Linked DNA regions of Homo sapiens: region 1 is linked to region 2. Evidence: chromatin loops called from intact Hi-C (ENCODE). Cell type or tissue: CD4-positive, alpha-beta T cell. All regions are shown on one strand. Links, peaks and the distances in the headings refer to the core of each region. The heading gives the core; the rest is flanking DNA. Region 1 overlaps SESTD1 (SEC14 and spectrin domain containing 1). Region 2 overlaps CCDC141 (coiled-coil domain containing 141).

Region 1 (15,849 bases), core at 2,790-10,789, 200 kb after region 2:
GTAAATTTCACGTGTTAACTTGACTGGGCCATGAGATGCCCAAATATCTGGTTAAACATTATGTCTGGTTATGTCCATTACAGTGTTTACGGAAAAGACGAGCATTTGAATTTGTGGAATAGGTAAAGCCATTACTTTCCCCAATGTAAGTGAGCATCATTCAACTTGTTAAGAGCCCAAACAGAACAAAAGGAGGGAAAAAGGCCGAATTCTCTCTATCTGCCTTATAGCTTGAAACATCAGTTTTCTCCTACCCTTGGGCTGGAACTTACACCATTGTTGCTCCTAGTCCTCAGGCCTTCAGACTGACTGGAATTTACACCACAGGTCTTCCCAGGTCTCCAGTTTGCAGATGGTGGGACTTCTCAGCCTCCGTGATTACATGAGCCAGTTTCTTACAAAAAAATCTCGTTCTAGATATAGATATACATATGTTTTTAGATATATATCTATGTAACTCTCCATCCTTTTGTTTCTATTTCTCTGGAGAGCCCTGAGTAATACAAACAAGGACGGCGGTAAAAAGAAAATAATGTGTGTTTTTGGAAATTAGATGATGAAAAAAGAAACGAAAAAGAAAGTTTCAGATTCTGTAAGGTTCTTATATACATAAAGAAATTTAAGATTTTGTAAGAACTTATATATATATATATATATATATATACTCAAATACACACACACACACACACACACACACACACACACAACCCTACTTGAGAAACACAAAATCCTCTCCCTCAAAAGGTGAAAAAAAGCCATCCAACAAACAAACCAAACTGTGCTACACTGACAGAAGAGGACATTCCTGAATTAGTAATCTCATAAAACCCCCTAAAACAACAGCCCTGCTCATAGTCACACATAGTTGTTGCAATCTTCATCTATATAAAATTTCTAAAATAAAAAATAACGTTAGGACAATTAAGCTAATGAAAAGCACCCCCAAAAAACCAACAACAAAGTAGAAGATTTTAATAAATATTCCAAACTGGATTGTATCTCTTTTTTTTTTTTTTTTTTTTTTTTTTTTTTTTTTTTTTGAGACAGGGTCTCACTCTGTCACCCAGGGTGGAATGCGGTAGCGCGATCTCAGCTCACCCCAACCTCCACCTCCTGGGCTCTCAAGTGATCTTCCCACCTCAACCTCCTCAGTAGCTGGGGCTACAGGCACACACCACCATATCCGGCTAATTTTTGTATTTTTTGTAGAGAATGAGTTTTGTCATGTTGCCCAGGCTGGTCTCAAACCCCTGGGCTCAAGCCATCTGCCCACCTCAGCCTCCCAAAGTTCTGGCATTACAGACATGAGCCACTGCACCCGGCCTGAATTGTATCTCTTTAAACAAGCACTTAGGAGTATGAAAACCATCATAAATCAGAAATATAAACCTGAAAATAGAATGGGCAAAAATAAATAAATAAATAAGAGAAAAGGTGAGGACTAAATTCCTGCTCAAAAATAGAGTAAAACCTTAATAAAAGGCACTGAGGAAAACAGGAAAAGAACCAAGAGAATGAAAATGAGATAACGCGGTAAAAAAAATAATCACAGGAACAGTTGGTAAAATGGAAGCTAAACAGAGAAGGTATAATTATATGAGTAACTGAAGTCCCTGCAGAAGAAAAAGAAAATATTAGAACAGAATTAATATTTAAAACTATAATCCAAAAAAAAATTTGCAGAAACAAAAAAAATCTGATTCTACATATTAAGAGAACCCACTAATGTAGCAAGGAAAATTGACCTGTTAAAATCAATTCTAAAATATATTATAGTAAAACTATTAGACTTTAAAAATATGAGAAGGGAAAGATCCAAGAATTCCAAACAAAAGATTCAAGCAACTTACAGGGGCAAGAAAATTAAGACTGGCATCAGACTTCTCAAAACAACAAAACATATAGAAAGCAAGGCCACATTATAAAAAGGGAAAGTGTGAACCAAGGACTTATTTCCACCCAACCTGTACTACCAATATTAAGGCTACAGGAGAACAATTTTTAATATGCAGGAACTCAAGGAAAATTGTGGTCACCATGAGTTCTTCTTAAGAAATCCACTAAAAGCTGAGCTATATCTAACCAATAGGTAAACTTCAGCAAAAGAACTGGTGGTGAAATTTTAATATATTTAATTGTAGATCTAAGAGCAAAACGAAGTTGCAGTTAAGGATTGAGGATGAAACAGACATAATGCAACTGAAGAAAATGGAAAAAGAGAAAAAGAAAAATGTAAAATAAACTTTTGTTGAAATAGCAATAGATAAGAATTATAGGACACCATTAAAAACAACATAATAGATAGTATAAACTTAAATAAGAAAACAAAGAAATGAGGACATTTAAAAAAGGCATAAACATACAAGTAGCTGCTACAACAACAAACAGCAAAGCCTAAATATCCAAAAAAAAAGAAATTTAAAGATGAAAAGGCAAAGAAAGCACATCATAGAGAAATAAAGAAAAATAGAACAATGTACACAGTATTTATAACATAAGAGTTGAAATCAAACATAAGTCATTAAAAATTTTTTCATTTGGCTATTAAAAAATACCTAATAAATGCTTATTCAAGAGATAACCTAAAACAGTATAGACCAAAAAGCTAAAAAAAAAAAAAAATTTAAAAAATTTAAAAAAAAAGGGATAAGCAAAGGCATACAAAGCAAATAGAAACAGTAAGGAAGCAAGAGTAATGATCTTGATACTAAAGAAGACTCAAATCAAAAAGCCTTAAATATGACACAGAGAAACACTGTTTAACGTTAGAAGCTGCAATTCACATGAAGACATAACCATCGTGTATGCCTATCATCACATAGCAACTACTTTTAAAAAGCAGAAACTACAGGGATGTACAGACATAGGAACATAACTTTAATAATACGTAAGACTGAAAACACTTATAAACTGAACTGAAAACTACATACCCTGATAATAAAAACTGTACCTCCTTCTCAAATGGACATCAATATTGACCAAAAAAAGTGCACACATATTAGGTAATTTAAAAAGCAACAGTATATTTTATGAAGTAGTAATAATGCAAACACTCTGATCATAATTCTAACAAAACCAGATATTAACAAAACTAAAAACAAAAATGGCATTCTACCTCAAAATTATACATTTTCCAAAAAAAGATACAAAATTATATATTTAATAACCTGAACAGAGGAAAATCTGTAGCTTTGAACATTTATATCAATAGTAAATTCATAATTCAAAAAGAACAAACTAAACTAAAACAGAGACTAGAAATAATAAAGACAAAATAAATCAGCTGGGTGGAGAATTTTAAAAATCACATCATAAATCAAAATCCTGGAATTTTTTTAAGTAAATGAACAAGGTTAATCCAGAAAAAAAAGAGAAAGCACAAATTCAAAGTAAGAAGCGACAAGGGAGACGACACATTTCAACAATATAAAAACACGTATTACAAAGATTATTTATTGCAGTGTCATTTATAATTGGAAAATACAATCAGAAATAACCTGAATGTCCACAAATGGGAAAGTGATTGAATAAACAAGCTGTAGATCCACACAATGGAGTACTATGCAGCTCTAAAAATTAATAAAGAGATCTCTATATCATTATAAAATATAGATATCCAGTATATACTGTTAAGTCGGAAAAACAAAATACAAAAGAATATATGCAGTGTTCTACTTTTTGTATAGGAAAGAAGATATACATTTATCTGTCCATTTTGTGTACAGAGAACCAAAAGAACTATATACATGAGAAACTAATCAGGATAATCGCCTAGGAAGCAGAGGATAAGGGATGGAGAAGATGAGTGGAGAAGTGGTAGAAAAGATGGGAGGTATGATCAACACTTTTCTGTGTATAGCTTTCTGTATGGTTCTGACTTTTGGAACCATGTTAATGCTTAATATACTCAAAGAAATATGGAGATCCACAAAGATGAGAAAGCAAAAAAATTCTAAGATGGAAATCAAACAAAACAAATGTCTCTATTGGTATTTCAAATGACTCAGGGAAAATTTAGGAAGAAAGGAAGACCTAACCACCAAAGTAACTTTTGAACACAGTATTTTTACTACGTATTCTCAGGATGTAAACAAAAGAGAACCGTAAGTAAACACTGAGTTCCAGTAAGTGGGTTTGCTTTTTATAGTGTTAAGGATTAGCAATTCTAAATTACTTTTTGTATATTCTAAGATTGAGCAAATAAGTAAATATACTGTGAACAACAGAAACCAGACTTCCTACTGTTAAAGGTAGTTACAAATACGGAAAGTGCAGAAGGAGGCTAGAATGAAACCGGTAATGATGGCTGGCACAGGAATATGTCTTCATAGTTTTTTTTTGCTTTTGCTTTTGTTTTTTTAAGATGGAGTCTCGCTCTGTCACCCAGGCTGGAGTGCAGTGGCAGGATCTCAGCTCACGGCAACCTCTGCCTCCTGGGTTCAAGCAATTCTCTTGCCTCAGTCTCCCAAGTAGCTGGGGTTAGAGGCGCATACCACAGTGCCCAGCTAATTTTTGTATTTTTAGTAGAGACAGGGTTTCACCATGTTGGCCAGGCTTGTCTCAAAATCTTGACCTCAACTACTCCACCTGCCTCAGCATCTGAAAGTGCTGGGATCACAGGCATGAGCCACCACATCCATCGTATTCATAGTTTTTATACAGAGATAGATACAGGGATACATGCATGCATGCATGCGTGTGTGTGCACATGGCCTGGCATGTGTGCATGTGTGTATGTGTATGCATGCCCTGGTGTGTGTGCATGTGTGTATGCTTACCCTGGCTCTGTACACTTGGGGGGCTCTGATGGTTAATTTCAGTAATTTCAGGTGTTGACTTGACTGGGCCACAGTGTGTCCAGGTATTTGGTTAAACATTTTCTTGTTTTCTGTAAGGGTGTTCTGGATAAGATTTACATTTTAACTGGTAGAGTAAATCAGTTTGCCCTCCGTAATGCAGGTGGGCCTCATCAAATCAGTTGAAAGCATGAGTAGAACAAAAAGACTGACTCTCAGTAAGAGGCATTCCTCCAGCAGGACTGCCTTCAGACTTCATTTACAACATCAGCTCTTCCACAACATCAGCTCTTCCTGCCTGATGGCCTTCAAACTAGAACATCGGCTCTCTCTGGGTCTCCAGCCTGCTTGCTGACTCTGCAGATTAGACTTACCAGCCTCCATGATCATGTAAGCAAATCCCTTTAAATAAATAAATAAATAAATAGACATCTCTCAGTAACATGAGTGCCCAGATCTTGATTTCTAAATAACATTCACACTAAAAAGAATTAGGGCTGCTTGAAAATATGACAGATTTCAAGGCTGGATAAGGTAAGTACAAGATGACTCTGAAACACTTATTGCCAGAATATAAGAAAAGGCTCAGGCCGGACGCAGTGGCTCACACCTGCAATCCCAGCACTTTGTGGGGCTGAGGCGGGTAGATCACTTGGGGTCAGGAGTTTGAGACCAGCCTGGCCAACATGGTGAAACCCCGTCTCTACTAAAAATAGTACGAGTATACATCACCAGTAAAGGAACAAAACAATAGTATGGGTGTCCTGACAAGAGATTCTGAAGACACATCACTTCTGTAGTATTCCAGCCAGAAACGCATAACCTGAATCTAATCATGAGGAAATAGCAGACAAACTCAAATGGCAAAAATATTTCTAAAAAATAACTGACTGGAATTCTTTAAAAAATGTCATTTATCAGCTGGGCACAGTGGCTTTTGTCTGTAATCCCAGTACTTTGGAAGGCTGAGGTGGGAGGATTGCTTGAGGCCAGGAGTTCAAGGCCAGCCTGGGCAACATAGTGAGATCTCATCTCTTTAAAAAAAAAAAAAAAAAGTCATATTATGAAACACAAAGGAAGACTGAGGAAGTGTTCTGTATTAAGGAACCTAAAGAGACATGAAAAACCAAAAGTAACACATATAATCCTGAACTGGAACCTAAACCAGGGGAAACAGTTTCTCTTTCACTTAAAAGGAAATTAGGAAATACTGCAAAATTTAAATAAAGTCTATAGAGTACTGCATCAATGTTAACTTCCTGATACTGACGATTATATTGTGGTTATATATTTTTTAAAAATCCTTATTTAGGGAGACATACTTAGGAATAAAGGGACATAAGTATTTAGGGGCTAAGGGGCATAATGTCTACAAATTACTCCCAAATGGTTCAGAAACAAATACTGTCTCATGAAAATATGAAACCAAATATGGTAAAAAGTTAATATTAGGAGAATGTGGAGTGAAACCTATACAGTAATTCTTTGAATTATCTTTGCAATTTTTCTATAAGTCTGAAATTATTTCAAAATAAAATAAATTTAGGTAAAATTACAGTCATCTGTGACAAGCTTTTCTACGTTATTTCTCAACATATGTCCAAACCCACATACGTATTATAAAAACCAAAGGCAAACACTTAAGAAAACCCTCAAGTTATTCTTTTCCTGTACCCTCTACATGCAATGGCACATAGCCTGCTGATTCTACCCTCTTCTCAACAGCACTATTGCCTCAATTACCATATTACCTTGGAAACATTTCCTGACTCCACTCACCCGCCTTTACGCACTTGCAAAATTAATTCTTTCACTCCATTTGAAAATCCCGAATGGTACTCCACAGCCAATTCTTTTACAAGACTTAAGTCTTTTCCAGATCATCCTCCTGCCTCTCTCTCCACTTCATGTTTTTCTCATTAGCAAGAAACCAAGTGCAACTCTCTGAACTTGCAATACTGTTTCACGGTTTGAGCCCTGGCCTATGATGTCATCTTCGCTGAAATAACATTACTACAATCCTTTGTCCATGAAATTCCTACTCATGCTTTAACCCTATCTTAGATTCACCTTCTCTGTGAAACCTTCCCTGACACAACACTCAAGGTGAGGATGAGTACCCATTCTCTCCCTCCTCAGTGCTACCATTTACCTTCCACTCTATTATGATTATCATTCATCATTATCCATCTCCCCTTCTAACAAGAGCTCACTGACAGAAGGAACCATGTCATTTTTACTTGTTGAATTACTTAATATGAACTCAAATAGCGTTTATTACAATGAGTAATTATATGTAGCCAGGTGTGGTGGCTCACACCTGTAATCCCAGCACTTTGGGAAGCTAAGACAGGAGGATTGCTTGACCCCAAGAGTTCAAGACCAGCCTGGGCAACATAGTGAGACCTCATCTCTTAAAAAAAAAAAAAAAAAAAAAAAAAAAGCTGGGCATGGTAGCACATGTCTACAGCCCTAGCTACTTGCGAGGCTGAGGTGGGAGGACCACTTGAGCCCAGGAGTTTGAGGTTACAATGAGCTACAATCGTGCCACTGCACTCTAACCCGGGCAACACAGAGAGATCCTGTATCTAAAAAGTAATTTTTTTAAATTATATGTACATATACATACACATGACCTGAGCATATAGCAAAGGGTAGATGTTAAGAAAGCCTCAATCTGTATGTTGACAAGTAAAATCTAAGAAAATGAAAAAATAAATTTCAGTCTGAAAAATATTTAAATAGGGGAGATGACCCGTGCTCTTACTTGTAATTTAATATGTAAGAACAAGTCCTAGACTTAATTATTTTACACTCATGTTTGAAAAAAAATCTGATGTAGTTTTTTTTTTTTTTTTTTAATTTTTATTTGCTATCGTTTGATGATCCAGAACACTTTGTGGTTCACAGGCTTTACAATCATGAGTTGGGACCAAAATAAATGTATGTAAATAGAATAATATAAAACCATATTTTACCAAGTAGTTTTACTTGGTAATATTTAATTACAAGGATCATCTTTTTGGTCAAAGCGTTTTAAAAGCAGTAATTACTGATTTAAAATCAAGTCTATAAAAATATCTAATTAGGTCTTAATCGTATTTTCTTGATCTAAAACCAAACTGATTATATAATCTTCTATCAGAAAAATGTTTAAAAGAAAACATTGCAAATGTTGCACTTGCCCTCCTTTCTAAGGGACAAATGAAATTATTTTCTAATAATGTACATTATTACAGGGACAAATGAAATTATTTTCTAATCCTAAAACAGAGATCCTTAAATCAGTAAAGACATGATAATCTATATGAAAGCTTCTGTGAAAAAAAAAATACCATGACACACAAATATCCATAACCATACTTACAGAAATTAGCACTGCTTTTCCTGTCTTCTTGTGTTTTAATACCCCATTCTCCTGGTTTTTCCGATGACCTTCTGATGTTCACTTTGTGTTAGTCTTTTTGGGGGACTTGGCGTAATTTGATCCTTGTTTACCTGGCCCTTCCCACATTTCCATCGTAGCCTACATTTCCAGGCATAAAATTTAGCATCTATTAAAAACATGTGCTTTACAAAGTCAGGCACTGAGCCAGTTTTTATTTACCATTGTGTGTGTGTCCCTTCCCTACAAGTCCCAAGCATACTGTCAGTGAACATAAGACAAATGGCTAAGTTTGGAGATAATTTTAAGGGCTAATTTTTAAAAAGATTTATTTTCTTTTGAAATAAGGAAAGTGATTTTTTTCCATGGTCCCTTCTGTCAGTAAGCTCATTTTCCAAACTTGTAATATGACACATATGCCAAATATAGAAGCATAAAGGGTAACTTCAAAATCTGCCCTCAATGTTTGAGTACAGAGACTTGCCCCACCCCTGCTCATCAGAGACTCCATGGGAGTCAGTATCTTTATCTCTTGCCAGAATAACAGAGATCCAGTCATGGCATACAAATTTGGAAATGAAACTGTAAGTATTAATTGTAAGTGGACCTTTGAGCAATACAGGGATTATGGGCACCTGCCCTCCACATAGTCAAAAATCCACATGTAACTTCAGACTCCCCAAAAACTCAGCTACTAAGAGCCTACTGCTGACCAGAGCCTTACCAATAACATAAAAGCAATTAACATATATTTTGTATATGTACTATATACAATATTCTTACAATAAAGCTAGAGAAAATAAAATCTTATTAAGAAAATCAAAAGAAGAGAACATATATTTACTATTCATTAACTGGAAGTGGATCATCAAAAATGTCATCATCCTTGTTGTCTTTACATTGAGTCAGTTGAGAAAGTGGAGGAAGAGGATAGGTTGGCCTTGCTGTCTCAGGGGTGACAGATATAGAAGAAAAGCCACATAAAGTGAACCCATCTGGTTCAAACCTATTGTTCAAGGATCAACTGTACAATCATACTAGTAAGTCCACAGAAAACTGTTGGCATAATAAAATTAACGCCTTCTCATGGCCTTAGAAATCCTGTCATGATCAAATTTCTTCAAAATTCTTAGATTCCATAAAAATATATATTAAATAAAAGTTACAGCTTATACATTTAGAAAAACAAAATTTGACAAATACTTTGACAATTATCTAATAATGTTCTTATTACCATTCCTAGAGATTAACCTAATATGAAGCATCAGCCCCTTTGAAGTAGTCCCCTCAGTCATGCCAGTTTCTGTAAGAAACTAGAAACTTATTGCTCAATAAATTACTATGTGTAGGGAAAAAGGTCAGTGTTATTTTATAATTCTTTCTGTGCTTTGGAGTCATAATATAATAAACCAAATTGAGTATATGGCCCTAAAATAAATAATGAACTAGAGCACCTAATTTCTTCTTCCTCAGAGGAAAGGCTTTGTTGTCACAAAGTTAATTGAATTCTTATCTTTGAGTCTATTTTTTCTCTATGTTCTTTATTAACTGACCTCTTTTCTCCTTCTTTTCTTCCTCTGCCTTGCCCTCGTTTTCTTATCCCTAACTGCTTTTATTATTAGAAACTAAAAGTCTGTCAGTCTCTTAAATTAAATACATTAACTACTTACATGCCAAATGTTTACACCAGTTTTATCATAAGAAATTCAAGAGTGTCTCATTTATTAATCACGACTAATGTTTGATTTCTCTGCTGTAGCAGTAAATTATTTATTATCTATATTTGTGCCAACTATGTATCTTAGTATCTGACAAAAGTAAACACTTGAAGTGAGATTAAGACTATTAATTCAACAAAAGTCTACAGTATCAATGGATTATATAGGATGCTATAAGCTCTGTACTGTTCCTGCAACCACCTTTTAAAAAAATGAATAGAGAATTTTTTTTTAAATCTTTGAGAGAATAATCCTGAATTCTGTTATTTCATATTGTCTACAGAAATTTAATTACTGCCACAAAATGTTTTCTTCCTTTTGCAAACCAGCTCATAGTTCATATAATGACTCTCCTGGATGAGTCATCTGCAGGAAGTACAAGGTTTTTTTTTTGAATCTGCTAAGGTAAAGACTTTGAAGTATAAAGTTAAAAGCTGCACAGCTGGAAGCATTCTGGGAAAGAACTTTAAAAGTGACTGAAACCACTGGTATTCACTTATATTTTAACCCAGCTACACATTAGAATCATGTGGGGAGCTTTTAAAAAATATAAATGTGAGAGCCCCAGTTCAAATCAACTGAATGACAATCTCTGGGTTTAGACCTAGGCACAGGAATTATTTCAGAGCCCCCCAGGTAAACAACATATGCAGCTAGGATTCAAAACCACTGGCCAAGTCTTTATCATTATTAAGATAGATTAAAACAATAAGGCATCATTTAGCACTACTAACGCTTTATTCTTAAAGAAATGCCATTTAACTACATGCAAACCTTAAATTATCTACTATTCCAATGTTTAAGTCCAATACTCAACAAAGAGTAGATGCTCCACAATCAGTGACTGGTGATACTGATATATTAACAACCAATTTACAATCATTACCTTACTTTAGAAGGACAATCAAACTATTCTGGTGCAGAACATATTATTTTGACATTTTTCAATAGTTCCAGCTTCACATCTTCTGAAACAACTGATGATCCAGTCAAATACCTAACAGCTTGCAGATTACAAGGTGATGAGACACATGGCCTTGAGATGAACGATTGGTGCATTTCAGACAGAAGAACAAATTGATCAAGGTCATGGTATACAGACAGTAGAAACGCAGAATCCTATAGAATAGAATTCTATAGAACATCAAATGGTGTAACAGAGACACACAGGAGTAGTTGGAAGAGGAGAGAAAAGCTAAGATTCTTCACAGATTAAGAAGCTCTCTGAATAACAGACGAAGAAACTTAGATGATGATCTACAGGCAACAGAGAGTCACTGGAGGTTTTCTAAAAGGAGTGACTTGGTGTTCTACTTCCTGGAAGATGGAGTAGATACAATTTTTCCTATTCCTCTCACTAAGTACAAATAAAAGTGCTACACATTACATATAAAACAAGCCTAAGAAGTCTGTGAACGGTAGAGAAAGGAACACAGACTGACTAGGGGCCTCAGGACCTAAGATTAAGTTTCCCTTGAGTTTTCTTTTTGCCTAATTACATCTCAGACTTGCAGCTGTAAAACCGGCAACCTGGAAATAACAATAGGAGAAGACAAAAATAAAGCCCCAACAAAAGCCGCCAGTCAAAAGACCAGGAAGGAGCAGTCCAGCAAGAAAAAAAACTTTAGACAAAAAAAGTGCTACTCTAGCCCAAAATACACAAAACACTGGCCTCACCCTCACCCATGCCAGAAGGTCAAGTGGAGGGCCTAGACTTTCATTCTTGAAAGTCTGTAAGGAGGCATATAACACCCCTCAGGAGTGTGAAGTGAGAGAAAGCCAAGTAGGGATCCAACACATTCATCTAGTAATGATCTCCCACCTCCAACATCCCCCATCCCTGTTGTGTGAGTGGAGCCCAGTGGAGCCCACAAGGGGCGCTGTTAGAATGATCTGACAATGATTTTAAAGCAGCCATGATGAAAATGCTTCCACAAGGAATTATGAACATGTTTAAAACAAAAAAAAAGAAACCCTCACTAAGAAAACAGACAATCTTGGCAAACAAACAGAAAATATAAGTGAACCAAATGGAAACTTTAGAACCAAAAAATACAATAATTAAATAAAAGTGCAGTAAATGGGATAAAAAGCAGAATGAGGGCACAAACAAAGGAAATCAATAAAATAGAATATAGTAGAAGTTGCATGATAATATCAAGAACACAGGTGGAAGAACAAATGAACAGATCCTCAAGGACCAGTGAGACTATATGAAAGATCAAACATTTGTTTCACTGGAGTCCCAGAAGCAGAGGAGAAAGGGAGGGGAGGACTGAAAAAGTACTTGAAGAAATTAAGGGCTAAAAACTTCCCCAATTTGGCAAAGAACCCAAACATAAAGAAGGTGAATGAAGCGGAAAGAGGAGGGACACACACAAAAAAAATCTGTGCCAAGTTACACCCTAATTAAACTTTTGAAAACTAAGGACAAAGAAAGCATTCAGAAAATAAATGGAATCTTATCTACAAGAGAAAACAAAAATAATTCAAATGAAAGCAGATTGCTCATCAAAAGCCACCAAATGAAGTGGCTCATGATGGGGGCTCAAGCAGGAAGATTGCTCGGGCCAGTTCAACACCAGTCTTGGCAATATAGCAAGACTCTCATCTTTAAAAAAAAAATTTAGGGCCGGGCACAGTGGCTCACGCATGTAATCCCAGCACTTTGGGAGGCCAAGGCAGGCAGATCACGAGGTCAGGAGATCGAGACCATCCTGGCTAACACGGTGAAACCCTGTCTCTACTAAAAATACAAAAAATTAGTCAGGCATGGTGGCGGGTACCTGTAGTCCCAGCTACTGGAGAGGCTGAGGCAGGAGAATGGCATGAACCCAGGAGGCGGAGCCTGCAGTGAGCTGAGATCATGCCATTGCACTCCAGCCTGGGTGAAAGAGCGAGACATTGTCTCATAAAAAAAAAAAAAAAAAAATTAAGAACAGGCAGGAAGGCCTAGAGGGAGCAATTGAGCAAGAGGAAGAAATAAGAGGCATATATGTAAGAAAAGAAGTCAAATTATCTGTTTTCATTATAATATGATTGTATACCTAGAAAACACTAAAGCCTTCATCAAAAGGCTCCTAGAACTGATAAATGGGCTCAGTAGAGTCTCAGGATACAAAATCAATGTACAAAAATCAGTAGCACTTCTATATGCCAATAACATTCCAGGTGAGAGCCACATCAAAAATACTATCCCATTTACAATAGCCACACACACACAAATAAAATACCTAGGAATACATCTAACCAAGGAGGTAAAAGATCCCTACAAAAAGAACTACAAAACACTACTTAAACAAGTTATAGAGAACTAATGGAAAAACATTACATGTTCATGAATTGGAAGAATCAACATCATTAAAATGGCCATACTGCCCAAAGCAATCTACAGATTTAATGCAATTCCTATCAAACAACCAATGTCATTTTTCACAGAATTAGAAAAAACTATTCTAAAATTCATCTGGAACCAAAAAACGACCCAAGTACCCAAAGCAATTCTAAGCAAAAAGAACAAAGCCAGAGGTATTACATTACTCAACTTCAAACAATACTATAAGGCTACAGTAACCAACACAGCATGGTACTGGTACAAAAACAGACACATGGACAAATGGAACAGAAAAGTGAACCCCAAAATAAAGACAAACCTCAGCCATCTGCTCTTCAACAATACAAGCAATGGGAAAGGACTCCCTATTCAAATAAATGGTGCTGGGATAATTGGCTAGCCACGTGCAGAAGAATGAAACCGGACAGTACCTTTTACCACATACAAAAATTAACTCAAGATGAATTAAAGACTTAAATGTAAGACCTAAAAGCATAGAAATCCTAAAAGAAAACCTAGGAAATACCATTCTAGACATCAGCCTTGGCAAACAATTCATGACTAAGTCCTAAAAAGCAAGTGCAACAAAAACAAAAATTGACAAGTGGTACCTAATTAAACTAAAGAGCTTCTGCACAGCAAAAGAAACTATCAACACAGTAAACAGACAACCTACAAAATGGAAGAAAACATTCACAAATTATGTATCTGACAAAGGTCTAATATCCAGAATCTATAAGGAACTTAATCAATTCAACAAGCAAAAAACAACCCTATTAAAAAGTGGGCAATAGACATGAACAGACATACAAGCAGCCAACAAACTTGAAAAAAATGCTCAATATCACTAGTCATCAGAGAAATGCAAACATACCTGTCAGAATGGCTATTATTAAAAAGTCAAAAAAAATGACAGATGCTGGCAAGGCTGCAGAGAAAGGGAAACATTTATATACTGTTAGTGGGAATGTAAACTGGTTCAGCCAGTGGGGAAAGCAGTTTGGAGATTTCTCAAATAACTTAAAACAGGACTACCATTCGACCCAGCAATCCCATTACTGGGTATATATCCAAAAGAAAATAAATTGTTCTACCAAAAAGACACATGCACTTTTATGTTCATTGCAACACTATTCACAATAGCAAAGACATGGAATCAATCTAGGCACCCATCAATGGTGGACTGGATAAAGAAAATGTGGTACAAATGTACCATGGAATACTATGTAGCCATAAAAAAGAAGGAAATCAAGTCCTTTGCAGCAATATGGATGCAGCTAGAGGACATCATCGTAAGTGAATTAACAAAGAAACAGAAAACCAAATACCGCATGTTCTCACTTGTAAGTGGGAGCTAAACTACGGGTACACATGGACATAAAGATAACAAGAGACACTGGGGCTACTAGAGGGGAGAGGGTGGGTGGGGGCTAAGGGCTGAAAAACAACCTATTGGGTACTTTACTCACTACCTGGGTGACAGGACCATTCATACCCTAACTTCAGCATCATGCACTACACCCATGTAACAAACTACATATGTACCCCATGAATCTAAAATAAAAGTTTAAATTATTAAAAATATATATATATGTGTGTGTATATATATATATATATACACACACACACACACACACAAATGAGGTGGTGTACACTTGTATCCTAGCTACTTGGGAGGCTCCAGCAGGAGCCTCACTAAGCCCAGGACCTTGGGGCTGCAGTGAGCTATGATCTTGCCACTACATTACAGCCTGGGTGACAGTACAAGATTCTGTCTCTAAATCTCTAAAAAACTGAATGAATTAATTAATTTTTAAATAAAACAAAACCAGCTGGATGTAGTGGCTCACACCTGTAATCCCAGCACTTTGTGAGGCCAAGGCAGGTGAATTGCTTGAGATCAGGAGTTCAAAACCAGCCTGGCCAACATGGTGAAACCCCGTCTCTTACTAAAAATACAAAAAATTAGCCAGGCATGATGGCCCACGCCTGTAGTCCTAGCTACTCGGGAGGCTGAGACAGGAGAATCACTTGAACCCAAGAGGTGGAGGCTGCAGTGAGCCGAGATCACACCACTGCACTACAGCCTGGGAGATACAGTGAGACTCTGTCTCAAAAAAAACAAACCAACAAAAAAAAAAAACATGGAGGCCAGAAGGGAGTGGTACAATATTTTTCAAGTGATGAAGCAAGACTATCAACCCAGAATCCTCTACTCAGTAAAAATATATTATAGGCTAGAGGGAGAAATCAAAACATTCTCAAATGAAGAAAAACTAAGCAAAACTTTTTCCAACATACATACCTCAAAAGAATGGCTAAAAGAAATTTTCTAAATAGAAAGATAATGGTAAAAGAGGAAACCACAGAAAAGCGGGAACAAACAAAAAAAGGTAGTTAAGCAAAAATATGGGAAAATACAATAGGCTTCCTTTGTCTTGAGTTGTCTAAATTATGTTTGACACCTGAAGCAAGGATATAGCTGTCTGACATGATTCTAAATGTGTGTACAGGAAACACTGTAAGATGATTATATTACAAATGGGGTAAAGAGCCATAAAGGAGGTAAGACTTCTACACTTCACTCAAACTGGTTAAATGATGACAACAGTAGAC
Region 2 (15,849 bases), core at 2,975-10,974:
TGTCACGCAGGTAATCAGCATAGTGCCTGATAGGTAATTTTTTGATCTTCACCCTCAGATATGGTTTGGCTGTCTCCCCACCCAAATCTCATCTTGAATTGTAACTCCCACAATTCCCAGGTGTTGTGGGAGGAACCCAGTGGGAAGTGACTGAATTACGGGGGTGGGTCTTTCCTGTGCTGTTCTCATATAGTGAATGACTCTCACGAGATCTGATGGTTTTAAAACGGGAGTTGCCCTGCATAAGCTCTCTCTCTCTTCATCTGCTGCCATCCATGTAAGACATGACTTGCACCTCCTTGCCTTCTGCCATGATTGTGAGGCCTCCCCAGCCACATGGAACTGTAAGTCCATTAAGCCTCTCTCTTTTGTAAATTGCCTAGTCTTGGGTATGTCTTTATCAGCAGTGTGAAAATGGACTAATACAGTAAATTGGTACCAGTAGAGTGGGACATTGCTGAAAAGTTGCCTGAAAATGTGGAAGTAACTTTGAAACTAGGTAACAGGCAGGGGTTGGAAGAGTTTGGAGGGCTCAGAAGAAGACAGGAAAATGTAGGACAGTTTAGAACTTCCTAGAGACTTATGGAATGGCTTTGTCCAAAATGCCACAGTGATATGGACAATAAAGTCCAGGCTGAGGTGGTCTCAAATGGAAATGAGAACTTATTGTGTTTTAGCAAAGAGATTGGTGGTATTTTGTCCCTGCCCTAGAGATTTGTGGAACTTTGAACTTAAGAGAGATGATTTAGGGTATCTGGCAGAAGAAATTTCTAAGCAACAAAGCATTCAAGAGATGAATTGGGTGCTGTTAAAGGCCTTCAGTTTTATAAGGGAAGCAGACCATAAAAGTTTGGAAAATTTGCAGCCAGACAATGTGATAGAAAATAAAATCCCATTTTCTGAGGAAAAATTCAAGCTGGCTGTAGAAATTTGCATAAGTAATGAGGGGCCAAATGTTAATTCCCACACAATGGAGCAAATGTCTCCAAGGCATATCAGAGGTCTTCATTGCAGCCCCTTCCATCACAAGCCCAGAGGCCTAGGAGGAAAAAGTGGTTTCATGGGCTGGGCCCAGGGTTCCTGTGCTGTGCATAGCCTAGGGACTTGGTGGCCTGCATCCCAACCACTCTAGCCATGGCTGAAAGGGGCCAACATAGAGCTCAGGCCATGGCTTCAGAGGGTGCAAGCCTCAAGCCCTGGCATCTTCCATGTGATGTTGAGCCTACAAGTGCACAGAAGTCAAGAACTAAGGTGTGGGAACCTCTGCCTAGATTTCAGAGGATGTATGGAAACACCTGGATGTCCAGGCAGAAGTTTGCTGCAGGGGTAGGGCTCTCATAGAGAACTTCTGCTAGGGCAGTGCAGAAGGGAAATGTGGGGTCAGAGCCCCCACACAGAGTACCCCCAGCAGCAGTGCCTAGTGGAGCTGTGAGAAGAGTGCCAGTCTCCTCCAGGACCCAGAATGGTAGATCCACTGACAGCTTGCACTGCGCACCTGGAAAAGCCACAGACGCACAATGCCAGCTCATGAAAGCAGCCAGGAGGGAGGCTGAACCCTGCAAAGCCACAGGGGTGGAGCTGCCAAAGACCATGGGAACCCACCTTTTGCATCAGCATGACCTGGAGGTGAGACATAGAGTCAAAGGAGATTATTATGGAGCTTTAAGATTTGACTGCCCTGCTGGATTTTGGACTTGCATGGGGCCTATAGCCCCTTTGTTTTGGCCAATTTCTCCCATTTGGAATGGCTGTATTTGCCCAATGCCTGTACCTTCATTGTATCTAGGAAATAACTAAATTGCTTTTGATTTTACAGGCCATAGGTGTGAAGGGACTTGCCCCACCTCAGATGAGACGTTGGACTGTGGACTTTTGAGTTAATACTGAAATGAGTTAAGACTTTGGGGGACTGTTGGGAAGGCATGATTGGTTTTGAAATGTGAGGACATGAGATTTGCTAGGGGCCAGGGTGAAATGACATGATTTGCTGTGTCCCCACCCAAATCTTATCTTGAATTGTAACACCCACAATTCCCACACGTCATGGGAGGAACCCAGTGGGAAGTGATTGCATTATGAAGGCAGGTCTTTCCTGCACTGTTCTCATGATAGTGAATGAGTCTCATGAGATTGGATGCTTTTAAAAATGAGAGTTTCCGGCCAGGCATGGTGGCTCACGCCTGTAATCCCAGCATTTTGGGAGGCTGAGGCGGGCGGATCACAAGGTCAGGAGATCAAGACCATCCTGGCTAACACGGTGAAACCCTGTCTCTACTAAAAATACAAAAAAAATAGCTGGGCATGGTGGCGGGTGCCTGTAGTCCCAGCTACTTGGGAGGCTGAGGCAGGAGAATGGCATGAACCCGGGAGGTGGAGGTCGCAGTGAGCCAAGATCGTGCCATTGCACTCCAGCCTGGGCAACAGAGTGAGACTCTTACTCTCAAAAAAAAAAAAAAAAAAAAAAAAAAAAAAAAAAAGTTTCCCTGCACAAGCTCTCTCTCTGTCTGCTGCCATCCATGTAAGATGTGACTTGTTCCTCCTTGCCTTCCACCATGATTGTGAGGCCTCCCCAACCATGTGGAACAGTAAGTCCATTAAACCTCTTTCTTTTGTAAACTGCCCAGTCTTGGTATGTCTTTATCAACAGCGTGAAAACTAGCTAATACACCCTCATCCCATTGTTCACCCAAAATTAGCCCTGGTGTTTGTTGTTCCCTTCTTTGCATCCATGTGTACTCAATGTTTAGCTCCCACTTATAGGTGAGAACATGCAAGATAAGATTGTTCATTTTCACCTCCTTTCCTCTCATGGTTTCCTGAACTGCCTAGAAACAGTCATCAGACTGAGAATACTGGATCAAGAAGTCACCATCCCAGACTTCCCACCCAGGATACCATGAGATCAATTCCACTATGAGCACTGGGCATTACAAGGCTGGTAACTCCACCTTGCCTTACATTCCTCCTGTTTTTGTTCACCTAAGAACTGGTCATCTGTCTGCTTTATAATCTTCCTATCACTGCTTCCCTTCCTTCCAAACTTCACAACTGTATCTCATGGAAATTCAGATTCATAGCAAATGAACTCTTCACTAACACTCACACTATACTTTATAAGTGCAGTCTGCTCATTTCCTGAACCCTCATCTCTCCCATACTAACAAAAGCTTCGCAGTCAGCATCTTCCATTTGCTTCAGTGGAACAACAGTTTACCCTTACTACTGCAGATTTTTCTCTTTACATTTGTTCATTAAACAATTGCAACTTTGGATCCAGCACCACTGCTCCCCTGAAACTATTTTAGCAAATTATGTCAGTGACCTCCAATCTGCCAATATAAAGGACATTCTGATTCAAAATGGTACCCTTTGGCAATCATGTAATAATACCAGTGGGATATCTGTTTTTCTTATCCTATAGGATTTAAGGTTTGGGATTATCTTCAACTTTTCCCTCACTATCTATGTAAAATTATTGATTCTAAAATATATTCTTTATAATTCATTACTTTATCAAAATATATTATAGAAATATACTATGTTGCTATAACAAAACCTTTAAAATTTTATCCTGTTCACTCTCACTCAAAACCCCAGTCTAAATTCCAACGTCTATTAATAGTCTCCAAATACTTATTTTAACTCCCCAAATTTCCCATTCAAGTCCATCCCACATATAGTTATAAAGGCAACCTTCGTAAAACTCTATTTTGTTAAATCTACCCCCGCTTTAAAAACCCACTCTTGGCCACAATCAAATCTAACTGTGTAGCCCGGTGGGTACTGCCATTCAGCCCCAGCCCCTATTCTCCATAACAATGTAGCCTCATCTCATATTTGCTGACAGAGATCTTCATGTGCCCCATGTGTATTTTGCTTATATTTGTCTCAGCCAAATATCTCAGGATATTTGCTAATCCTGTACTCTAATCTGGAATGCCAGTCTGATTCCTAATCTTTACCCATCACTTCTTTTGAGATCCAAATAAATACTTCCCTCTCTTGGGCTGATGACTATGAGCCATCTGTCAGCATTTTGTATATAGTCTTCCATATATTATCTTGCCATGATTGTATTTTAAATATTAATAATACCTCTTTAAATAAGTTAGAGTAGCAATGACTAATAGTATTGTAGGCCATTGTGGGACTTGGGCATAGCCACTTCTGAATTTGTTTAATCATCTGTGAAATGAAAATATTTCCTATCTCACAAGGTTAATTTAAAGATTAAATATCTAATGCATCTAATACAATGACTGGCATATAGTAGATGATTCATAGATAGTAACCATTATTGCTTCTATAAGTTTTTCAAGGGGGTAAAAACTTTATTTTGCAATATTTCATATCCACAATCCTTTGTGTACCAACTCTGAGCTGGATACACAGAGGGTGTCCCATAGTTACATATTGGATCCATAAGTTAATCATGAACATTCTAGGAATTACAACAAAATCCTATTTGCAAGCTTAGCTGGGATTTTTGGTTAGAAGTATAAACATGATTTATTAAAAGGAATCACTTACAATAACTAATAAATGGGTTATGATGGAAATTTCAGGGTTGAAAATGTTGTTTGATATCCCTGTGCTTAACTAACCCTTTTTGCAGGCCAGTTCTAAGTCTCAGGTGATATAGAAAGTTTTCTGTTCTTGGAAGAAAAAGAAAATCCACAATTTATAATTTTTTGTCTTTCTAATCTTGATTAATTATCCAATACTTTTTCCAGGTGTCTTGCTTAGTCCTGGAGAACAGGCTTTACCAGAGATTTAAATCTTTATCCCATTTGTATATGTAATATCCAGAGCATGATTCTCTCTTCTCTAAGCACAATACATTAAATGGCTATAAACACTGATAGAACACTGAAGTTATTAGAGATCATATTCTTAAATAACATATATATCTCCCCCTTTGCTTGTTATTCAGAACTTAGGCTGTCATCTACAACCACAAATGAAAATTAGTCATATGTGAAATATTTATAAATAAATTAATACCAAAAACAATTTTTAAGTTAATTCATTTTCCAAATATGCTAACAGAAAGCAAATTCTTGCTTTGTATTATGCATTCGTCACTCAAGTAACAAAATACACAATCTTTAATGACCCGTTAACCAACATTAAGCAAAACTAACTATGGCATATTAACAAAATCCTTTTAGCTATTTTTAGAATCTGAATTGCATTTGGCCTCCCGTGTTGTTATCATTAAGAAACATAACCATAAAAAATCCACTGAGCAATATTTGAGCAATGGATGAACACTGAACAACAAATTAATTACATATAATATTATTAGTGAAATGTGCATTAATGCTCCCAGAATTTGTAAACAGACAATTCACCATTTAATTACTGTCTTTTACTGCTAGCCTTTCAAACTGGATTAGTATATTTTCATTTCATTGTTGCAAAATGCTTATATAATTCATTCATTTTAAAGAAATTACTTTTCTAAGTAAAATAATTGGAATAGTTACTACATACATATACAAATAAATTTACACACATACCTATTTTTGAAAATATGACATTAGGAAAAATATTCCTACTCATCCTATGACAGTGTCTAATAATACTGCTTTATTAATTGCCTTCAAACATTTGCTACTAGAAATAATTTGGCCTGGTTTTCTTTCTTTTCTTATCCTTGAAATAAATCTCATCTCACAATTTTCGTTTTCAGGCTCTGTATGCATTAGTTTGGTAAGCAGGCTTTTCCTGGGCTAAAAAAATGAACTATTTTCATTCCCAAAAGATTTAGTCTTCTTTATTCTCTAAATCTGCATTACCCAATATAGAGGGCCACTAGCCACCTGAAAAATGACTTGTTCAAATTCTGATGTGCTATGAGTATAAAGTGTATACAGGACTTTGAAGTTTTAATATAAAAAAGACTAAACTATCTCAATTTATAAAGATTAGATGCTAAGAGATAATATTTATATATATTGGGATAAATTAAACATATTATTAAATTATTTTCACTTGTTTTTTTTTTTCTTCTTGAGTAGTTTTCGTAGCTTATGATTTTTAAGGGTTTGGTTTCTTTCATCTAAGTGTTGAATATGTGCACAGAGTTGTTCATAGTATTCCTTTATTATGCTTTTAATATCTGTGGGGTTTATAGTGATACCCATCTTTTACGCCTAATATTAATAATTTTTGCCCTCTTTCTTTCCTTTCTCAGTCTGGCTGAGAAAGCATTTCAAAAAACCAGCTTTTGTTCTTACTGATTTTCCCTGTTGGTTTACTATTTTCAATTTCATTGATTTCTGCTTTTATCTTCATTTTTTCCATCATTCTGCTTGCTCTGGCTTTAATTTACTCTTATTTTTCTAGTTCCTTAAGGGAAAAGCTTAGATCATCAATTTGAGACATTTATTCTTTTGTAATGTAAACATTTAATGCTCCAGAATTCATATATGGAGTACCAAAAAATTTAAATTACATATGCAGCTGACATTTGTGGCTTGTCTTATGCATTTCTATTTATTGCTGCTCCAAGAAGTATGACACACTAGCAAAGTGTTTTCTTTTCAACATGTTAATAAAAGTTTAATAGCCTATGGTATCACTGAACCTAAGAATCTCAGGCACTCAAAGCAGTCAGCAATAGCCTTGGGTGGTTTGGGTTTCTCCAGTTTCAACTACGGAAATACTTAGGATGGGTTTTGAGTTGGCTGTTAAAGTGCAAAACATGTCTTATGAAACTGAATTTGAGAGCTTGTGGTTCTTCAGAGTTTCCTGTCTACTGACAGAGTAGTTAAACTTACTTTTAAAAAAAATCACAGAACCATCTATACAATATGAGTTATAGAGCTGAAAGGTGAGACTGCTCTCTCACCTTCTCTGTCTTCCCACTTTACTGGCTTGACTCAGTGCCTGAAATTTGTACCCTGGAAACCCCCCTTACTGGTTCTCTGGCATTAAAGCAGGGGCTTTAGGTTCCTCACTCTGCTGTGCACATCCTCTCATGGCACCTGTAGGACCAAGCAGCAGAAAGGATGGGGAGAGAAAAAAAGCAATGTGAATTCATTCCAAGCTCTGGGACCATTGATCTTCTGGCCAGTTTTCCCCTCTCTTGGAGGTTTAGGCATCTGCCTGGTTGCTTCCACTTTCACTATCACGACTGCCATTTGGGGATGGGGGTGGTGGTGGCTTGGACTGAGGCAGAGACAATAGAAACACAAAAAGCAAAAAACAAAAGCAAGGGATTTTCCCTCTCCCTCTCTGACCCTTGGATCCTTTTTCCTCTGCTCACAACTAAAAGAGAGGGCTTTTCTGGAACTTTTTCTGTCCACATCTGGTACGTATATCAGGGTGTCAGTTTGTCTTTGAATTCAACCGGGAAATACCAGAGCAAGGACATATGAAAACACTGCTGGTTTGGTGGTATTTGGATTTCTAATCCTTTCCCCTAATCTATCTGCCGGCATTAACTCTTCATCATCCTTGTCATACATGTATTCCACCTGGGTTTATAGTTGCAGTTAGTGGAGACAGGGTGGAGGATGATCATTTCATCTTTCCTGGTACTAGAACCAGTAAAAAAGACAAAAATTCTAATTTCGCTCAAGGACCTAAGTTTCAAATATATGGTAGCAAGGAGATGGAGGACACAGAAAATTTGGAGAACAGGGCTAATCATAGAGTCAGAAGTTTGCTTTATTCTCCAGAAGAGTAATAGCTAGATGAACTTGTCATGAGAATGACATAGCCATGCCACTTGAAATCTCTAGTGTTTTACACATTTATACATTATTATATATCTCAGAATATTATATATATATATAATATATAATATTATATATATTATAAAGTCTATAGTTTAGAAAAGATGCATTCTGGCTAAGGCTAATCAGGCAGAAGTCATAGTGGACTTAAAACACACAGACAAACCAAAACAAAAGAAAAGAAAATGCTCTCATTCTAGGCTAAGTCCAATACATATGGACAGTTGGTTCTTCACATCCACATCCACAGATTTGATAAACCATGTATAAAAATATTCAGAAAGAAATAACATAACAAAAATTAATACAAATATGAAACCAATGTGCTATGATATTTGCATAATGTTTACATTATTTTATATATTGTAAGTCATCTATAGATGATTTAAAGTATAAAGGGGGATGTGCATAGCTTATATTGCAAATACTATGCCATTTTATAAAAGGGACTTGAGCATCAGTGAATTTTGATATCTTCAGAGATCCTGGAACCAATCCCACACAGGTACTGAGAGACAATTTTATGTCTTTTCTAGAGTAGAAAGATCTGTTACCTTCTGGACAGAATACAAAAGTATATTTTTATCCTAATATTTAATCTTACTCAGACATATTGAAGACTGGGAGTAGGGGATGGATGGATTCTGTGTCCACTTTATCTCTGTCATTTTCATTTATATTGAACTGTCAGAGTTTTGTCCTGTCTGTCTAAATCTCAGACCTAGAACCTTTTTGTCATACTAATAAGAACTATGGGTTCTATTTTCCATGAAAAAATTTTGTTTGTAGGTTTATATTTTAAAGGACTACCTTCTAAATAGAAAATTAATAGCTGGAGACTACAGGCCTATGATTTCAAAAATGCTAGCTATGATCCTGGCCTTTCAAATAGAAATGTTTTTAGTGACAAATAACATAAAGCCCAACCAACACTGGCTTAAACTTCTGAATTTATCTATGTCACAAGTAAGAAGCCTGGGGCTCAGCATAATATTTCACAGTATGAAAAAAGCATAAATTACTAATTTAAAACTTTATTTCTCCTGTTATTATATATTGTTTTGTTTCTAGTTAAGTTGTTCTACTAAAAACACATATGTTCATTGCGGCACTATTCACAATAGCAAAGACATGGAATCAACCTAAATGCCCATCAGTGGTACACTGAATAAAGAAAATGTGGTATATAAACACCATGGAATACTATGCAGCAATAAAAAAGAATGAGATAATGTCCTTTGCAGTGACATAGATGGAGCTGGAGGCCATTATCCTTAGCAAACTAAAGGAGGAACAGAAAACCAAATTTTGCGTGTTCTCACTTGTAAGTGGGAGCTACATGATGACAGATGGAAATGGACACATGGAGGGGAACAACAGACATTGGGTCCTAATGGAGGGTAGAGGGTGGGAGGAATGAGAGGATCAGGAAAAACAACTAGTAGGGTGCTAGGCTGAATACTTGGATGATGAAATAATCTGTACAACAAACCTCCATAACACAAGCTTCCCTAAAGAGCAAACCTGCACGTGTACCTCTGAACTTAAGTTTTAAAAAATGTGAAAACATGGTCAATATGAGAGCAAAAGCATCTTTATATCAATATCTCTATGAGTGCTTTCATTTCCAAGGATAGTTTCCTGGAGGTGAAGCTAGTAGATCACAGAATGCATGCATTTTACATTTGAATGCTTTCCGGTTTCCAAAAGGTTGTGTCAGTCCAAAGTCTCAACCAGTCTTTCCTCGCATTCTTACCATCATTGGATGTTATTGATATTTTGAATTCATAATGGTATATTAGGCAAATAATGGTGTATCTTTTTAATGATTGTTTCATTTCTCAGGTAATTCTGATGTTGATCTTCTTAAATGTTTACTGGAAATGTATTTCTCTTTTGTAAATAGTCCATTTTTATTGATTTTATTTGTATTTCTTATCAATATGAAGGATTATAACCATTTGATTTCCACGTAAATTGCAAATATTTTTCTCCCTATCTATTGTTTGTCCATTAAATTAGTCTATGGGTTCTGGAAAACTCATATTCATCTCCAGGACAGTTCAAATATCAGTTTTTCTGTCAAGGTTTTCCTGGAAGAACTAAATACCCTATTTTCCACAATATACCCATAATAGTTTGTGTAGATCTCTGTGTGCTGAATTATAACTACAACATTTTTCTGTCTATCAAGAAACTATATCAGAATGCAGGTCAAACAGTCTAACATTATGATAGTCATATCTTTGAATCTGTCCTCATTCATTCTTCATAAAGAAAACCTCTCATAAATTCAGAATTTTCTTTTTATTTATCATTAGGATTATCACCCCATCTTTCACGTTAGAGAAACTCAGTTCCACTTATCCACTGTCTTCCCATAAAAACTCTTGTTTTCTTCTGCCTGTGCCTTTTCATTTATAAGCACTGCCTTCAAAGTCCCTATAGGGTGCTCCTTCTGTATTTGCACTCTGTTCCAGTTGTGGCTGTGTAACACACCACCCCAAATTCTAGTAGCCTGGAATAGCAACCATTTACTTTGTTCATGATTCTCAATTTGGGCAGGACTCAGTGGAAAAGGCCTGTCTCTGCCCCATGCAAGTCAGCTGGGAGGCTCAACTGGGACTGGAGAATCTACTTCCAAGGTGGCTCATTCACATGACTGGAAGTTGATTGACTGTTGGATTTCAGCCAAAGCTGTTACCTGGGAGCCTCAGTTCTCCTCAACATGGGCTTCTCTACAGTGCTGTTTGACTTCCTCACAAGGTGGGTGGGTTCCCAGAGTTACAATTCCAAGTTTCAGGAAGTAAAAGCAGCCAGTCTCTTGAGGCTGGGGCCCAGAATATGGCACAGCATCATCATATTACTCTAAACAGTCACAGAGTCTCCAATTTTAAGGGAAGGGACATAGATCCCACTTCTCAGGAGGAGACATTTCAAAGAATTAGTAGCCATCTTTCATCTACCATAATATTCCTGAGTACTGGGTCTTTTCAAAGTTGCCAAAAGAGTTGACAGTATTCACTATAACCAAGCCAGGTTCTGTTCCTTGCAGAAATATGGAGGACACCTCTCTTTTTTGCCCACTCTGTGTCATTTGGTGTTCCAGCAACAAAGGAGTATGGCGTGTGCCTCATCTTTTTCAAAGGCCCATCAGCCTCTGCTAAGAAGTCCAACCTTGATTCCTGGGCCAGGACAGGGCCGAGGTCAGGAGTGTCTTTTCTAAATTTTCTTACTCTTCAGTCTCTGCCTACAAAATTCTCTCCTTCCAGAATTCTTGCCCCTTTGGTAAATCAACTCCCATCAACACTTCATTGGTTATGGTCATACTCTAAACTCCTGCTCAACCTGAACCGGTAACAAATTATGTGTGATATCCGGAATATTATGTGCCCTAACTCCATGTTGAAGAAGCCTATTTTAATGGACACCGTAGACTCTCTTAAATCAACATGTCTCACATCCACTTGTGAAAACTATGTTTTACAGAATCGGCCAAGGCACTTTTCAAATGTAAAGAATGCTATTTAAACTTAAGCCCCTTGGACCACTGCACTGCTCCCTTCTAGTCACTGGAAATGAACCAGGGAAAGAAACACTGTATAAACAAGGAAGTGCCAAGCGAGGCAGGGAAAGTCACCAGGAAGTTGTGCTGCCTCATAGTTGTGAGAACACTATTTTCATTTTTTAGTGGAAAAAGTTCTCCATTTTCAAAACCCTAAAAGAGAAATTAAAGCACTGACTAATTCCCACTAGACCACAATTCTGGCATTGTTCCCATGTTGTTCCAGTCACCTTCTTCAAAATGCTCCATGCAAAATAAGGCCAGAACTTTACATACATAGAAGATGAGAACACCATCCATTTCAAACACAGATCAATACGTGTTTGAATTTGGAAGGTGCCAATTGATCTCACTCCTTTCTCTTCAAGATTCTGAATCAACTGAGAAATAGAAATCAGGGTGAGGGAAGGATAAGAATATATGCTGTTATTACTGGTAAAGCTGGACTGGAGGATGGGGTTGATTTGCATTTCTGCATTTTCTCCCTGTAACCTATCCCATAGAACCTCCCTGTGGAGACAGGTGGATCTGAGGCACAGATACATAACTAGCTGCCCTAGGTGGGACTCTGGCCTGTGTCTGCCAAGTGGGGACATCTGGCCAGGTGAGGAGAAACAGAGAGAGAAGAGAACCTGCAACCCATAGTTCAGTGGATCTGTGGAAAGAGCCCTTGAGGCTTCCCCAGTCTCACCAGTCAGGTGACACAGGCCTCCCTACTTGTGTAGGAAAGAGAAAGTGAGGAGATATAAGTGGAAACATCTTCCCTAACACTTCTGAGAGAGTAAATTCTTGAAGGCGTGGGTCAACAGGAGCACAGGGAAAGAGATAAAGTGGCTCCTGTATAAACTAAGCATTTAGAGAAAAACACTGCTATGACATAGGTAATGTGAAACAGGTTAGTCCTCTTCTAACACTGTCTGAAAGTGTTTCTTCACATTCACAACACACATGCTATGAAATTTCCTCTAATATGTAAGTATAAATAATTCGAGTCACGCAGCTTTGGAATACATTCTTAAAGAATATCATCAAGAAAATGAGAAGCAGCCTACAGAATGGCAGAAGATATTTGTAAATCATGTATCTGATAAGGCATTAATATCTAAAATATAAAAAGAACTTCTACAACTCAACAACAGAAAATCCAAACAACGTGCTTTAAAAGTGGACAAAGGATTTGAATAGATATTTCACCAAAAAAGATATACACTGGCCAATAAGCACATGAAAAGATGCTCAACATCATCCACTTTAGGGAAATACAAATTAAAACCACAATAACATATCACTTCACACCTAATAGGATGGCTATGACTTTTTAAAAAAGAAACAAACAAGAAACAACAAGTTATGGACAAGACGTGGACCAATCGGAACACATATAATGTTGGTGGGAACAAAAGTTGATGCAGTTGCTGCGGAAAATATTTTGGTGTTTCCTCAAAACACTAAAAACAGAAATACCCAGCACAGGACCCAGCAATTTCACTCCTACATATATATTCAAAAGAATTGAAAACAGATACTCAAACAGATACTCGTACACCAATGTTCATTGTAGCAGCATTCATAAGGGCCAAAAAGTGGAAACAACTCAAGTGTCTATTGACAGATGAATGAATAAACAAAATGTAGCATGTCATTACAATGGATTATTATTCATTATTCAAAAAGGAATGAAGGTCTGATACATGCTGCAAAATGGGTGAACCTTGAAAACATCATATGCTAAGTGAAATAAGTCAGGCACAAAAGGACAAATATTGTGTGATTCCATTTATATGGGGTACCTAGAATAGACAAATTCATAGAGACAGAAAGTGGATTAGAGCTTACCAGTGGAAGTAATAATTAGAGTTATTTTTTTACTGGGTACTGAGTTTCTGTTTGGGGTGATGAGAAAGTTTTGGAAATACATAGTGGTGATGGTTGCACAACATTGTGAATGTAATTAATGCCACTGAATTGTACATATAAAATGAATAAAATGGCAAATTATATGTTATGTATGTTTTACCATAATAAAAATATTTTCTAAATGCATTCTTAGTAAATATTTCAGACGAACACCAGAAAACCTCACTATCTCTTATTTAAGGTAAGTTTTTGTAAGACTTTTAGTTTTACTACTAATATATTCTATTTATAGTACATTCATTTCTAGCACAGAAAATAGAAATAGGGCAAAAATAAGCATTCCCTGAATTGGAGATTTAGTCAGAAGAGGAAACCAGTAAATTTATGAGAGTCAAATTAGAGGTGAAATTTTCCAGTGTTTTACCACTCTAAAGGGTCATTCTTCACTGAATGCCAACTGCAAATACAGTTGCCAGTGCCCAGGAGGTTTTCTTGACTCTTACAGTCATAATTCCCCTAGACAATAGCAATGTAATGGAAAGTCAGATGTTAAGAAGAACATTCTTGGCAACTTCCCTAAGGAATTTCCAACCTTTTTTCCTCCTTTAACACTCTGCACCTCACCTGAGGATGTAATGTCAATAGTAGCCACAGGCAGATCTTCTTTACCTGGCTTAAATCTGCCTTTTCTGGAATCCTTCTTTTTCATTATAAATGACTTGAATATGGTTTGGAAATCTAGACGCCTTTTGGGAGTTAAAGTTTTTTCCACTTGATTTTATTTTCATCACTGAAAACAGGAAAATATTTTTTCTTTGGACACTCCACTAAGATTAAGTACATTGCAGAAGGGAAAATAAGATCTCTAGCGTACAGATATTACCAACATTAGAGGCCCTTATAAAAATTCTCAGTTTTCGGAATTTTTTTCTTTAGTCTATCTAAATTACTAGGGTTTGAGATAATTTTCAGTGGAAAGCAGAAAATAGCTTTTCTATTAAATTAAACATTTAATATACCAAATTACTCTGAAACACTCATTAACATAATAATTATGCCACTTTTTCTTTGAAAAGCAGCATGTACTTCCATATATTATTGTATTTCTTACCCAAATTTTCTTTTTAGGTGTGTGAAGGTAACCGTTATTATTATTCTAATTTCTCAAATAAAGACCCTGAGACCAGAGAGACTTAAGTGTTGTGCCCAAATCAGAGTTGACTCAGCACCGAATCCTACACCCTTCCAATGCCATTTTCACAGCATTCTTTATGATTAGAACAAATTGCAAGACCCTGTACATACAAAAAGGACTGGAATAAACATTAAATATTAAGTATTATTGGCTTATTGAACTACTAATGTCCTCATCCTTCAAAAGCTCATATTCAAACCAACTTGGATCCAACAATTTTCTGCTACAGGTTAAGTTTGTGCCTATCTTGACAGCATATTAGCTAGTAAATTGGTTGAATTTATGATCTATCCATTTGTGAAATGGAATTTATATTTTCATTATTTTTAAAAGTCTTTTGTCAGCAAATCTGAAATAGACTTTAGACTTCTTGATAATTTTTTTCTTTTCTAGACTCATAATATTAGAATTAGGTATATCTAGATGATAAAACTACTAGTTAAAGTTTGTTAGGGCTGAGTGGCTGGATTGAAAGTGGTGAGTGGTTGGGGGAGAATATGAGAGATGAACCTTAAGAGGTTATGGCTAGAGGTCCAGATGAAGGTAAAAGATCTTTTGGTTTGAGACCTCATTTTCTTAGACCCATGTGCAGGGAGGGAGACTGGCACATTGTGGTAAGATCCACAACAAATATGAAGCTTCGATCTGTCCTGTTCCCTCATTTTAAAGATAAAAAGCCTAAAGTCCAGAGAACTTAAATGGCTAGTCCACACATAGCCTGAAGGGCATCAAAGAACAAGATGTTTAATTCTAGAACCAGTGTCTTCTAAAGAGCATAGAAAAGGAAACCCCTCTTCTTTCTTTTATTTCCAACTTTAATTTTAAGTTTAGGGCTAAATGTGCAGGATGGGCAGGTTTGTTACATAGGTAAATATGTGCTATGGTGGTTTGCTGTACAGATCATCCCATCACCCAAGTATTAACCCTAGTATCCATTAGGTATTCTTCCTGATGCTCTCCCTCCTCCCACCTCCCACCCTCTGACAGGCACCAGTGTGTGTTGTTCCCCCAACTGTGTCCATGTGGTCTCATCATTCAGCTCCCCCTTATAAGTGAGAACACATGGTATTTGGTTTTCTGTTTCTGAGTTAGTTTGCTAAGGACAATGGACTCCAGTTCCATCTATGTCCCCGCAAAGGACATGATCTCATTCCTGTTTATGGCTACATCATATTCCATGTTATATATGTACCACACTTTCTTTATCCAGTCTATCATTGATGGGGATTTAGGTTGATTCCATGTCTTTGCTATCATGAATAGTACTGCAATGAACATACTCATGCATATAACTTTATAACAGAATGATTTACATTCCTTTGGGTATATACCTAGTAATGGATTGATGGGTTGAATGGTATTTCTGCCTCTAGGTCTTTGAGGAAATGCCACACTGTCTTCTACAATTCAACAATGATTCAACTAATTTACACTCCTACCAGCATGGTAAAAGCATTCCTTTTCTCCAAATCCTCACCAGCTTCTGC

The links. A loop is a pair of places that touch in the nucleus more often than their neighbours do. Peaks named below come from ENCODE experiments on the same cell type or tissue, not always from the same donor. Only the 100,000 strongest peaks of a DNase experiment are listed, where the experiment ranks them.
Region 1: a loop joins it to region 2, with 2.1 times the contacts of the local background. A loop is called at or near these places in 2 of 110 quality-filtered maps.

What each region holds. Positions count from the first base shown.
Region 1 is chr2:179,229,112-179,244,960 of GRCh38, forward strand. All of the region lies in intron 1 of SESTD1 (SEC14 and spectrin domain containing 1), which reads right to left. Among named protein-coding and RNA genes, the nearest start is that of SESTD1, 28 kb to the right of the region's middle. In CD4-positive, alpha-beta T cell, for the core only: no CTCF peak of the experiment used is centred there; no DNase peak of the experiment used is centred there.
Region 2 is chr2:179,025,205-179,041,053 of GRCh38, forward strand. The region is part of intron 2 of CCDC141 (coiled-coil domain containing 141); the gene reads right to left. Among named protein-coding and RNA genes, the nearest start is that of CCDC141, 17 kb to the right of the region's middle. RefSeq lists enhancers at 6,837-6,916, 7,097-7,176. In CD4-positive, alpha-beta T cell, for the core only: no CTCF peak of the experiment used is centred there; a DNase peak (open chromatin) is centred at 6,767; H3K4me3 peaks cover 844 bases; H3K27ac peaks cover 2,426 bases.